Linked DNA regions of Mus musculus: region 2 is linked to region 1. Evidence: chromatin loops called from intact Hi-C (ENCODE). Cell type or tissue: heart. All regions are shown on one strand. Links, peaks and the distances in the headings refer to the core of each region. The heading gives the core; the rest is flanking DNA.

Evidence for each region. Hi-C counts contacts between places; a loop is a spot of excess contacts. Peaks named below come from ENCODE experiments on the same cell type or tissue, not always from the same donor. Only the 100,000 strongest peaks of a DNase experiment are listed, where the experiment ranks them.
Region 2: a loop joins it to region 1, with 4 times the contacts of the local background. A loop is called at or near these places in 3 of 42 quality-filtered maps.

Annotation. Positions count from the first base shown.
Region 1 is chr10:34,277,287-34,283,445 of GRCm38, reverse strand. Tspyl1 (testis-specific protein, Y-encoded-like 1) reads right to left here and starts at 1,256. Exons shown (of 1, transcript NM_009433.3): 1 at 1-1,256. The coding sequence starts at 1,165. The coding sequence ends at 26. The region is part of intron 1 of Gm26564 (a long non-coding RNA gene); the gene reads left to right. In heart, for the core only: a CTCF peak has its summit at 2,693 (motif pointing right); DNase peaks (open chromatin) are centred at 685, 1,275 and 2,675; H3K4me3 peaks cover 2,233 bases; H3K27ac peaks cover 1,530 bases.
Region 2 is chr10:34,415,720-34,421,878 of GRCm38, reverse strand. Nt5dc1 (5'-nucleotidase domain containing 1) reads left to right here and starts at 3,328. Exons shown (of 12, transcript NM_176968.5): 1 at 3,328-3,518. The coding sequence starts at 3,426. In heart, for the core only: no CTCF peak of the experiment used is centred there; a DNase peak (open chromatin) is centred at 3,298; H3K4me3 peaks cover 1,625 bases; H3K27ac peaks cover 1,293 bases.

The DNA.
Region 1 (6,159 bases), core at 513-5,512:
CCGGCCGCATTTTCAAATGCAAAGATTAACCTGACTGGAAGCCAAAAGGCCTGGGAATCTCCACTGGCTCCCTTATTGGGCGACGTCGGGGTCTACGGATTCCTTCACGACACAGGTAGTATTGCAGTGGGTTTGGCCACAGATCCTCTTTGATAATCTCAGCGATTCTGTCAGATTCTGGAAGGCTGTGGTCCGAGAACCAGGTGAAGAAGCTGCAAATGAGATCTTGGTTTCTGCGAATGAAGGACTGGGGCTCATGCCCTCTCCGCCAAATGATTGGAGTGGAAAGAGACACCACTCGACCAGATGATCTCACTTCATATTCCTTGACAATCAGCTTGTTTCTGAAGTAGGGGTTTCTTCGAAAAAAGAACTTGAATTTGCAGCCAGTCTTAGGGTGTCTCAGTTCCTTCACCTCCAGACTGGTTACGTACCTTAACATCTCTGCATCCCGACCCCTAATCATGGCGGACAACTGAGGGTGGTTCCGGAAGGCAGTCATCCAGAAGCCTGGGATATTCTGAATGATGTAGTTCCTCCGTTCCAGGTAGTGTCGTCGCATTCGCCCAAACTTCTGCTCCAGATGTTGGAAGGCCCTGTCGGCCTGAGCATTCACAGTGTCCAGTTCCAGCTGGATGGCCTCCAGCGGGTTCCTGCGAAGATCTATGCCCAGGTGCCAGGGCCCTGCCTCCTCCGGCGCCTCCCTCACTCCTCCACTCGCCTCCAGCATCTCCATTTCTTCGCCCGCGGGCTTCTGCTCCACCTCCATCACCTCCTCGCTCCCTGGCGTGGCCACTTCTGACTTTTCCGCTGCAGCCGCGACGGTGCCCGGTTCCGTCTTCACGTCACGGGCCTGGGACTCCGCTCCCCGAGTTTCTTGGGCCTTCTCCACATATTTCGGTGTCACGAACACCGCTGCCGCGGGGCCCCGAACGGAAGGAGGTGACTCTCCCTGCCTAGCTGCGGCCACCCGAATCTGGGGGACAAGGCCCTCGACATCTCGGGGCGCGGGGCTCCCCACGATCCCTGCGCGGCCCTCACCTGTCACCGCCTTCTCCTCGCCGAGCAGCGGTCGCCGGTCTGGGGTCCCCGAGACAGTGTCAGCATCGCAGTGGCCGCGGCTGTCGGGGACAGGGGTCCCCTCGTCCCGCTCCGGGCTGCTCATGTCGGGTCTAGTCGCGCAGACCTCCGCCTACAAACAACAACCCTCACGGTCCCCCGCAACCCCAGCTCCGCCCCTCGCTCTCTCCAGCGCAGTGACGCCAGAGCCACAGCCCGCAAGTCTCGCGAGAACCTGCAGCGCACCTGATTGGTTCTTCAGCTCGTGACTTCCGTATTTGTTTGGCTTCTGTAAATGTAGCGGATAGCGGTTGTCACGTTTGTTTCCGTAAAGGGATGTCAATCATCCTAGGAGACTGAAGACAGTGGCGGGGCTTCTGGACCTGGCTTCTGGACCCTTCGCCCGCATCCGGGCTGCAGCCGTGTGTGTGTCTGTGTCTGCAAACAAGTTCATCCCCTTTCCACTTATGTGGAACGGTAAAAACACCTCCTGGTATTAGACAAAGCTAGGAGCCAAATGTTTGTATTAACCAAGGTGAATGCCACGGTTCCCCACCACCACCACCACCACCACCACCACCACCACCACCACCACAGAACTGAAAAAAATAATGAAGTCTAGCTTGGTGTGATGGCCCTTGTCTGTCGCCTCAGTGCTCTGGTGCTGAGGAGGATCGTTGACTTGGAGGCTAACCTGGGCTGCATACACGTTGGCTCAAAATAATAATAAAAACTCAGTTCTATTCTAAGCTCTGACGTTACTGGGGAACAAAGATCTGTGGGTTTGCTTTGGGAATTATTCTTTTTGGAAAAGATTTTGTGGTCATCATTAATGATTGTTTTTACTGGTGTGTCTTGCACCGTGGCATCGAATAGTTTGCATAACAATCCTCTGATGTATTAAGATATCCATTTTATTGAGACAAGGAGAGACTGGGTCTCTTACCAGAATAACATAGAAAATGACAGAGCGATGATTTGAGCCCTGGACATTTGATTCCCGGGTTCTCTGAACGGGATGTGACGTCACTTTAGGACATAGGCATAAATGCATAGTCTATATCAAGTTGATACATATTTTCTCCCACCTCCTTTCCGCATCCATAAATAGATTAATATTTAAGAACACATTCATTTCCTTTCTGTTTTGAGAAAAAGAAGGTAGTTATTCGTGGTCCTCAAATTCAAATTTACCAGAAAAATGTCACCTTCTGTATAACAAATATTTCCAAAACACCATTTAACGTTTTTCGATAAAGTTCATAGACAATATAACCCATCTACACACATAAATAGAAAATTTAACAATTTTACTATAAAGCTTACTGTAGTGGTGGCGATTTTAGTATAGCAAAGGGGTCACCGACTTAGGTTATTATAAGAACTATATGACGTGGCATTTATCACAGTGGTAAACGCACCAATAAGAATGGCGTGGTTAGAAAATTACACATCTCATAAAAGTAACTGCGGATGGAGAGTGACACAGATGCCTATGTCAGGTCTTCTGAAACTGTAATCCAATTTTGGTGAAGTTCTGGTAAATAATGTCTCCTCCTCTCTCCCTTGCACTGTTTCTTCCACACAGAGAAAGGAATTTCCACGGTTAAATTCTTGCTAGGCGTGTTATTTCCAACGACTGTCACTAGAGGGAGCGACTTCTCCTTTAGAAAATGATGCTACACCTATGACAGAATGGATTCTTGTAAATGAAATTGAGCCACAGTCTTTTACTGAGACTAAACTATGAATGTTAGACGATGCATCTTAGACATGATTCATTTTATTATTATTTTCCACTAACTATCATATAGAAGTGTCCACTTGGTTTTGTTTAGTCTGACAAGGTCCCCATTTGTCTTCAACTTGATTCAAGTTCTAGCTTTGGTTTGTTTGACCTGGACAAGTCACCCCTCTAGGCAGGCAAAGGTGCTTGCTGCGTAGCCTAAAGATAAGTTTAATCCCCAAGACCGGACCAATGGGGAAGAAAGAAAAAATGACTCCTGCAAGTTTTCCTTTGTTCACCACAAGGATCCCCCATGGCACACAAACACACACACACAACCAATCAATGAATTAATTTGATTTGTTTTGATTTTTGTCTTTGTTTTTCAAGACGGTTTCTATGTGTAGCCTTGGCTGTCCTGGAACTCTATCTGGTGCTTACGCCTCCAGAGTGCTGGGATTAAAGGCATGTGCCACCACTGCCCCACAATTTCAAATAATTGTTAATACTTAAAATGGAAACTATCATTTATATTTTAGAACTCTAATATGAAGATGACACAAGATGTATAAAGTATAAAATGATATATAAAGTAGGTAGCATTGTAAGCTTTCAATTAGCAGAACATAGTAATATTATTTACATTCTATGCTGAAGCTTACATGTATTTTAATTAAGTTTTTGTGCACTAACTTAATGATTTCAGGTAGAGCATTAATGCATTCATTCAGATAAGGATATTGAATGTATGTGTTATGGAGGAAATGAGCTTGACTTGGTTCCTGCTTTGGATAAGGACTGACTGACCAAGCCAGCTCAATCAGTCAACAGGTTCTCCAGGGCAGCAGAGAAGATTAAAAAGAAAAAAGACAATTAGACAACACTGTAGCATGACCCAGCCAGTTCTGAGGCTGAGGCAGGTTTATTTTTTTCCAAATCTGCTTTTATATCATTTTAATTACATGTAAGTAATAAGTCAGATCTAGGTGAAGGAACAAGCAAGACAATAAGTACAAATAGTCAAGGAACAAGCAAAGCAATAAACAAAGTCCTGTTTCTAAGGGCTTATCAGGATGAAGAAGATATCTGAGCCTACTTCTGGGTCCTAGGCCAAATTCCCATTCTTGCCTGAAGCCTACTTCTTTGTTCTAGCCTAAAATTAGATTCTAGCCTGAACTTACTTCCTTGTCATGGCCCAATGTCAGATTCCTGCCAAGCGGTCCCAAAAGCTGTCCACAGTTGACCAGCTTGAGAAAGAGGTGAAGCCTGGGGACATAGGAAGCATGTTTGCACAGTAGCCCAGCTACTGCACTGTGCACTCTACACTTGTCTAATGGAATTTCCATGTCCATGTGGCTACTATATCAGTCACATTCACTCATTTAATGTGCTGAATGGTAATATATGAGAAATGACTGCTAAACTGAAGACCACACAACATCCCTTGTGAGACAGTTCAGTTGGACATTTTTCTAGACACAGCATCATGGTAGGAGATAGAAGGAATGCTGGAACTAAAATGGCCTACAAAGAGATCTCAGAGACACCACTTTTAAATGCTTTATGCAGAAAAAAAGCAATAGAATCCATTCTTTAGCTCACGTTATTAAAAGAATATAAAAGAATATAAATATATATTATATAATAATGTATAATATAAATATATAAATATGTATAATATAATTATATGTATATATTATATATAATATAAATATATAATTATATATAATATAATATTAATATATAATTATACATGTAATATATAAGTAAATTGAGAAGAAATAGTAACATTAGAAGCACTTACTGCCTTATCAAATAGATGATCCAGATGTTTTGCTCCTTCACCATAAAACCAAAACTGACTAAGCCATCACCCTCTGGAGAAAAGAACAAAATAAAATGCAGCAGGTACTACAAGTCTTACTTGCAAAATTTGAAAATTAAATTATTTAAAAAGTCAGAAAAATACATTACTATTGACAAATGCCCACAATATTTTTGTAAAGTAATAATGTAAGATAATATAAAAGATATTTGTATGTTATATAGGTGTTTTAGTGTCATTATGAACCATAGAAATTTAGCTAGTATAATACCTGAATTTAGCCACTTCATAATCTGGCTTTTGTATCTGAAACATTTCAAACTTATAATGCTCAGAAATTTCATACAAGGCAAAATATTTCTGGGTATTTTCTAAGTGTGGGGCATAGATCTGTAGTCAAAGTCCTTTAAAGATTTTTCCCATGAATTTGTGTTAGTCACAAATCATTAAAACCCCAGACCTTGTTTATAATCTTACAAAAATGCTTTCAAATATATGAGTACAGACTCAGAGTCAAAGACCCTTTATAGAACAACCAGACCTTCATGATTAAAACCACAATAAATGAATGGATGGATGAATGAATGAATGAATGAATGAATACATAAATAAATACAATGAGCCCACTTGTCTTAAAGGAAAGTTCATCAAGGTCACTCATTTTTCAAGTAAAAATTAATTCAATGTGAAAAGCTAATGTTTTGATGTTTAATTTAATGTCCTAGTTGTCATAATTCTTCATCCTTCAGACGAAACTTTGCCTTGTGAAATATTTGGCTCTAAGATTATACTGTAACATTCTATGCATGTCTATTTTGAAAATGTAAAGGCTGATTTCGAAAGAGACTATTCGGTCCTTCAATTATCAGTGGAACAGTTCATAAACATTGAACTTTTGCCAGATAACATGTGTTGTGCTAAATGTGCCCATGACATAGAAGTAAATTCACTTTATTGTGAAGATCAAGATACCTCTGTAAAGTTATATTAACTAATCTGTAGTGAAGCATAGATATCGTCCTGTTTGCCTGACTTCAGAATTCTTCCTGCCATATACCATTTTGCTTTTCTGACATCTTGAAATCTTTATCAACATATGGAAACCTAAAAGTGACTGCTGCCTTTTTTTATTGACATTTTTTCCAGGATCTGTATCTTGAATGATCGCACCCAAAGGATTCCTAAGCAGTGTTGTCTGCATTGAGTGAAAGAATAGATTCTACCCTTGTCAGAGTTAAGAGTTTCTGTTGCTGAGAGGAAAACACCATGACCAAAAGCAAGTTGGGGAGGAAAGGATTTGCTCAGCTTACACTTCCACATCATAGTCCATCACTGAAGGAAGTCAGGGCAGCAACTCAAACAGGGCAGGAGCCTGGAGGCAGGAGTTGATTCAGAGGCCATGGAGTGGTGATGCTTACTGGTTTGATCTTCATGGCTTGCTAAGCCTGCTTGCTTATAGAAGCTAGGAACAGCAGCCTAGGGACAGTACCACCCACAATTGGCTGGGCCCTCCCCATCCATCACCAATTAAGAAAATGACTTACAGGCT
Region 2 (6,159 bases), core at 405-5,404, 140 kb before region 1:
GACTTTTGTCCCTAGCCAGGTGTAAAAATGTCTTTGATTCTCTTCACACAGAGGCTAGGAATGCACAAGGGACCTCTGGTTCCTTTTCTGTCTCGTCTCTGTACTATGTGGATGAGCACCACTGCCTGGACACTGTAAATGATGGTGTAGCTAGAACTGAGCAGTTCCTGGATAGGTCAAGGGGGCGAGGCAAATGGACCAAGCAATGGCCTTCCCAGGCCAGATCCAGCTTCTGCCATCAGAACTGTAGGAATTCCCTTGTTGATTCTCCATCCTGGGACTTGCTCCAGTTACACAGGGACTCTGCCACCTTCTTCTTCTTCTTCTTCTTCTTCTTCTTCTTCTTCTTCTTCTTCTTCTTCTTCTTCTTCTTCTTCTTCTTCTTCTTCTTCTTCCTTCTCCTTCTCCTCCTTCTCCTTCTCCTTCTCCTTCTCCTCCTCGTCCTCCTCCTCCTCCTTCTTCTCTTTCTTCTTCTATTTTAAGCTCCCATCTACATTTCTGGACTAAAACTCCTTTCTCAACTCACCCTCCTATCTTCTTTCTCTGAATTTGAGAGTCAAGAACCCAGAGCTACTAATTCTGTGAAAGTTTTGTTTACCTGTGACTTTGTGACACCATAATTCTTGAGTTCAAGCCCTTCTGAAGCTAGGATGCCCTGACCTCTTCAAGGACCCTACTTTTACACTCATGGACCCCAGTTTCCTACATCAGTGTGAGCTACAAAAAAGCCTGCCTTTTCTCTTCACAGACAGTAAAGAATGGAGGATCTCAGTGGTCTTTAATCTCTGATTACTGACACGCTCAATTTTCTAGAGGACTTTCTCCTGTTCCTATTCCAGATTTGTTTGAGGCTCATTATAACAGAAAAGTTGTCAATGTGATTTCAAATGAGTCCATTAGGTATTATAAGCAAGCACCCTAACTAATTGCACTATCCATTGAACTATAATTAACAGAACTAATTTGGTCTATTTACCTTCTAAGAGTTAGTATCTGTAAGGGTTAAGTGAAATTCTCAACTATTTATATCATTATGCCATTTCAATTGCTCTTTCTCACTAGAGAAAAGTTTTTTTTTTAATTTAGAGTAACAGTATGAAGATTTGTATTTTCTCATTTAAATGGAGAAGTATGAGACAAAAAAAGACTTAATATACTTGTTTTTTCACATGCAGAGGCTGAAAGTTAAATGGTTCTGACATCCTTTGTCCCAACTGTATTGAGTTTTCTGAATCTAAAATAGTGTAATCCTGAATCAGGCAAATCATCACTCCTACCACTCTGTACTGCCTGCTCACAAAAGTTCTGGGTACAAAACTTTTTTTTTTTTTTTGATGAATTCCATTCATCAATGACATTTTTGATGTCTTCATAGAAAAACTCAATTAAAAGCAGGATAATCAAATAACCACCAGTGTAATGGGCTATTTCCTGGTTGTTAGCTTGACTATATCCGAAATGAACTACAATCCAGAACTGGAGGGCTCACCTGTGATCCAGATTTTGAGGCTGGAAGACACAAGTTTCTGATCTGGCTCTTGTCATGGAGATCTTGAGACATGATGACCGTGAAAAGCTTAGGCTCAGGCAAGGTAGTACAGGCCTTTAATCCCAGGAGACTGAGGCAAGGTGATATCTGGATTCAAGGTCAGCCTGGGACAAAGCAAGTCCTAGATCCAGGCATGGTGGTATGCACCTTTAATCTGAGCCACACTTTCTCATAGAAGCCTACCCAGGGACATTGGAAGAAGGAAGATTCACTCTTTTTCTTTTTCTTTTTTATTAATATTTTTTATTACTACGTATTTTCCTCAATTACATTTAGAATGCTATCCCCCATACCCCCCACACACACACACTTCCCTACCCACCCATTCCCATTTTTGGGCCCTGGCATTCCCCTGTACTGGGGCATATAAAGTTTGCGTGTCCAATAGGCCTCTCTTTCCAGTGATGGCCGACTAGGCCATCTTTTGATACATATGCAGCTAGAGTCAAGAGCTCCGGGGTACTGGTTAGTTCATATTGTTGTTCCACCTATAGGGTTGTAGATCCCTTTAGCTCCTTGGATATGTTCTCTAGCTCCTCCATTGGGGGCTTTGTGATCCATCCAATAGCTGACTGTGAGCATCCACTTCTGTGTTTGCTAGGCCCCAGCCTAGTCTCACAAGACCTACTTCTACAGAAGACCAGTTCAAACAACTAGCCTCACGGGACGGAGCAACTACCAAACTCTTCGAATTCCTATTAACAGTTGACCAATGCTCGGTGAGTTGAACTACAGACTATAAGTCATCACAATACATTCCTTTAATATATAGAGAACTCATTCCATAAGTTCTGTGTCTTTAGAGAACCCTGACTAATACAACCAGCCTTGGTGTTTTTGGTAAGGTGGTCTTCCATAATACGTAATATATTTTTTAATGCATTCCAATGGCTGAAATGATGCCAGGAATGTCTTTCATGTCTTATTACCAAACTATAGAGTAATAAAGCTGTTGATTCAACTTTCAAAGTCCACTTACCAAACTGTATGCTAAAGGGGTCTGTATTAGTCAGAGTTTTACTGCTGTGAACAGACACCATGACCAAGGCAAGTCTTATAAAAAACAACATTTAATTGGGGCTGGCTTACAGGTACAGAGGTTCAGTCCATTATCATCAAGGTGGGAGCATGGCAGCATCCAGGCAGGCATGGTGCAGGCAGAGCTGAGCGTTCTATGTCTTCATCCAAAGGCTGCTAGTGGAAGACTGACTTCCAGGCAACTAGGGTGAGGATCTTATGCCCACGCCCACAGTGACACACCTATTCCAACCTGGTCACACCTATTCCAACAAGGCCACACCTCCAAATGGTGTCACTCCCTAGTCCAAGAATATACAAACCATCACAGGGTCCAACAGTTATTTGTGCTCATAATTTTCTCACACACTGCTCCCACACTCAAGCCTCAAGGGATGAGGTTTCACTGGTATCATTTAGTAGTGTGGCGCCTGAAAAATGAACGAGAATTCCCACTAATTCTGTGAAACCTTAAGCTACATTAAGGACATTGGCTAGCAGGGTCCTAGTTGAGCATTTTAGCTCCTGCTGCACTGTACTAGCTGGAAGCAAGCCGTGGAACTGGCCTGAACCAGCCAGCAAAACTGGGGCGATCCAGGAGGCAGACAGGCCACTGACTTGGAGACGCGGGAGTGTGCTCAGAACCCGCCCTACTTGACTAGCTCCTCCCGACCAGACCACGCCCCGCCCGTCTGTCTTATATAAGCCTCCGCCCCGCCAAGCTCCGCCCCGTCAAGCCCCGCCCCGTCAAGCCCCGCCCCGCTCCGCGTCCTGCCTGCGAGTTACGCTTGTAGAGTCCCGGCAACTTCTCGCATGCTCTACCGGCCTTCCGGTCTGCGTTACCCGCCGCTGCCCTGCCATGGCTCAGCACTTCTCCCTGGGCGCCTGCGACGTGGTCGGCTTCGATCTCGACCACACGCTGTGCCGCTACAACCTGCCCGAGAGCGCCCGGGTGAGTGGCACGGACAGCCTCTAAAGGCGGCTGTGTAGAGTGTCGTAGGTCCCCGGCCGCTGGGCGGAAGTGTACTTTCAGGGGTTCTGCGGTCTTGAGGAGGAAGCCAGGGGCAGAAGATAGCGCAAGACCGAGCCGGGAAGCCGACTTGTAGAACCCTGAAAAAGCGGGGTCAGGGGCTTTGTGTGTCATTTGTTGATCCCAGGCCCTATTATTTTTTCCAACTCCTCTGGGCACCAGCTGAGTGGGTACAGCCACTTGTTTTGAACTTCAAGAAAACATGGCTGCATCTTTCCTTTTGCACACCCAAGTAATCACCTGTCAGAGTTTAAGTATTTCATACAGGGAGAGACTGTATAATAAATAGTATTGTGAGAAACACTGGGAGAAGTCGTTAACATCTTAGACCTCCTTTTGTCTTTACCAAGAGAAGAAAACAAGCATTTATTGTGCACGTACTACTTGATCTGTGCGTTTTAAATAAAGTTGTAATCTCAACAGAATCTACCCAGAATATGAGGGGATTAGATTGCTTTATTTGTAGGCTTATACCCTCATCTTAATCGCCCTGCTTTCTCTGACCCTTTGGGTTCACAAGAAACTAAAGAATTAAGAATATCACAGTGAGAAGTCTAAGCAGGACTCTGCAGTCAAAGTCCCTGGTTCGGGACCCTGGCACCAAGTGCCTAGCCCTGTGACACTGGGCAAATAATCTGGGTTCCTTCTCAATTAACCTTTCGAGGATTAAGTGTGCAGCCGATTGTTTGCTATTACGGTTAGCACCCACCACATCACTAGTGCAGACCACAGTCAGTGTAGTCCTGTCAGTGCCCCAGTTGGTCAGATTCTCCAAAATCAAAAATGAGGCTCCTGAATCACTCCGGTGTGTTTTCAAGCATACAGATGCTTTAAAAAAAAAAAAAGGTGTGTGTCCCTGCTGGGGCTCTGTTTTGCTTGCCAGTTGCACAGATCTCATTTCCTTTCTCATAGTTTAAAGACATTTAAGTCTTGGTCCTTTGGCTACTCTTTCAGAGTGTTCTCTGGGTGCTAATTTCTTTCCTTCCACGGCGTTCAGATTCCAGTCTGGTTCATCTTATGCCCTTCATCTGTATTCACTGTCGTTCATGGAGAATGTTGTTTAACCTCTGTCATGTTAAAAAGCCAGTTTTGTGCGTGTGTGAGCATACACATTTTAGGATAGAAGATTCAGAAGATACTCTACTGCAAGTTTTGAATCGCAGTGCTGATTAAAGGCTGAAAACGATACCCTGGTGAATCTTGGTTATGCTTGGTATAGAAATCCTAAGTCTCACCGAGTGCTGAACACCAGGACATAGTTAGGGACACACATCAACCACACACAAGTAGGAGCCTCTCTGTGGTTAGCAACCTGTTACCAGAAAGACGATGTAAAGTTCTTTTGCATTCTTATGGGGGAGAGGAGTATTTGCCAAGGCTTGCTATTGCCTGTCCCGGAGGGAGGGTCTCTTCCCTTCCATTCAGTGTCTCTTCATCATGTGGGGTCTCATCTTAAGTACTTAAATTATGAAATCACCCTCCCACCGCCGTCCTTCTCTTCCCTCCTAGGAAGCCTTTTGTGTCACCACTTACAATTTCTTTAAACCTTACTTCTCCAAATGCTCAGCAGAAGCTTTATATATTCTAGTTACTCTTTGGACTCCCCCACCCCCAGCCCCCGAGAGCCTCTGTCTTCTGAGTTACAGAAAACAGTGTTTTCTATGTCTTGAGCATACTGGGCTTAGTGATTTACGATGTGGTTGGAATTAACTGAATATGATGACACAGTCACTTTTTTTCCCCCTTTTTGGTATGGTGTATGTATGTAAAAGTAGCTTTTGCTCCCCTCACGTCATTGTTGGCTTCATCTGCTAGTCTAGGCCTAGTCTTGGAAGGTTCTAGCCTATGTACAATCTTATCGAGGCCTAGAAGGTTTAGTCTCTGAGACTTACTGCTTTCTAGCTCTTTCTGAGCTTTAGCTGGCTGGTTCAACTTAACTGTTCTGGCTCAAAACTCCTCTCCAAACCGACTGCTTCCATCTGGCCTTTCTCTAGGCCTCTAACTGAATGCCCTGCCTGGCCTCAGACTAACTTTGGCAGTATGTTCTTAGCTGGCTCCTTCTCATTCTCTAACGTGTTCTGTGTTCACCTGTGTCTAGCTTGTTCTCTCTCTGCAACCTGTCTCTGTAAAACTCTCCCAGTTCTCTTTCTCTCTTTGCACAGCCCTTCAAGTAGCTTCCCTTTCCTCTCTCTTCTGCGAGTTGGGCATATCCTATTCTGTTGATTCATCACTTTATCTGCCACTCAATTAGATATCACTTTCAAACTTGGATGTTTCCTTCTAGAAACTAACTTTACCTTCATTGTTGGGATTAAAGGGGTGTATTTAGGGTGTATCTGAATTCCAGCCAGAGGGATTAAAGGTTTGTGCTAAGACTGAGCAACACCACAATTAGAAACAGAGGAATGCCAGGGCCAGGAAGCAGGAGTGGGTGGGTTGGGGAGCAGGGCAGGGGTGGGGGAGGGTATAGGAGGCTTTGGGGATAGCATTTGAAATCTAAATGAAGAAAATATCTAATAAAAAATGTCTTAATAAAAAAAGAAACAGGTTTTTTGGTTTTTTT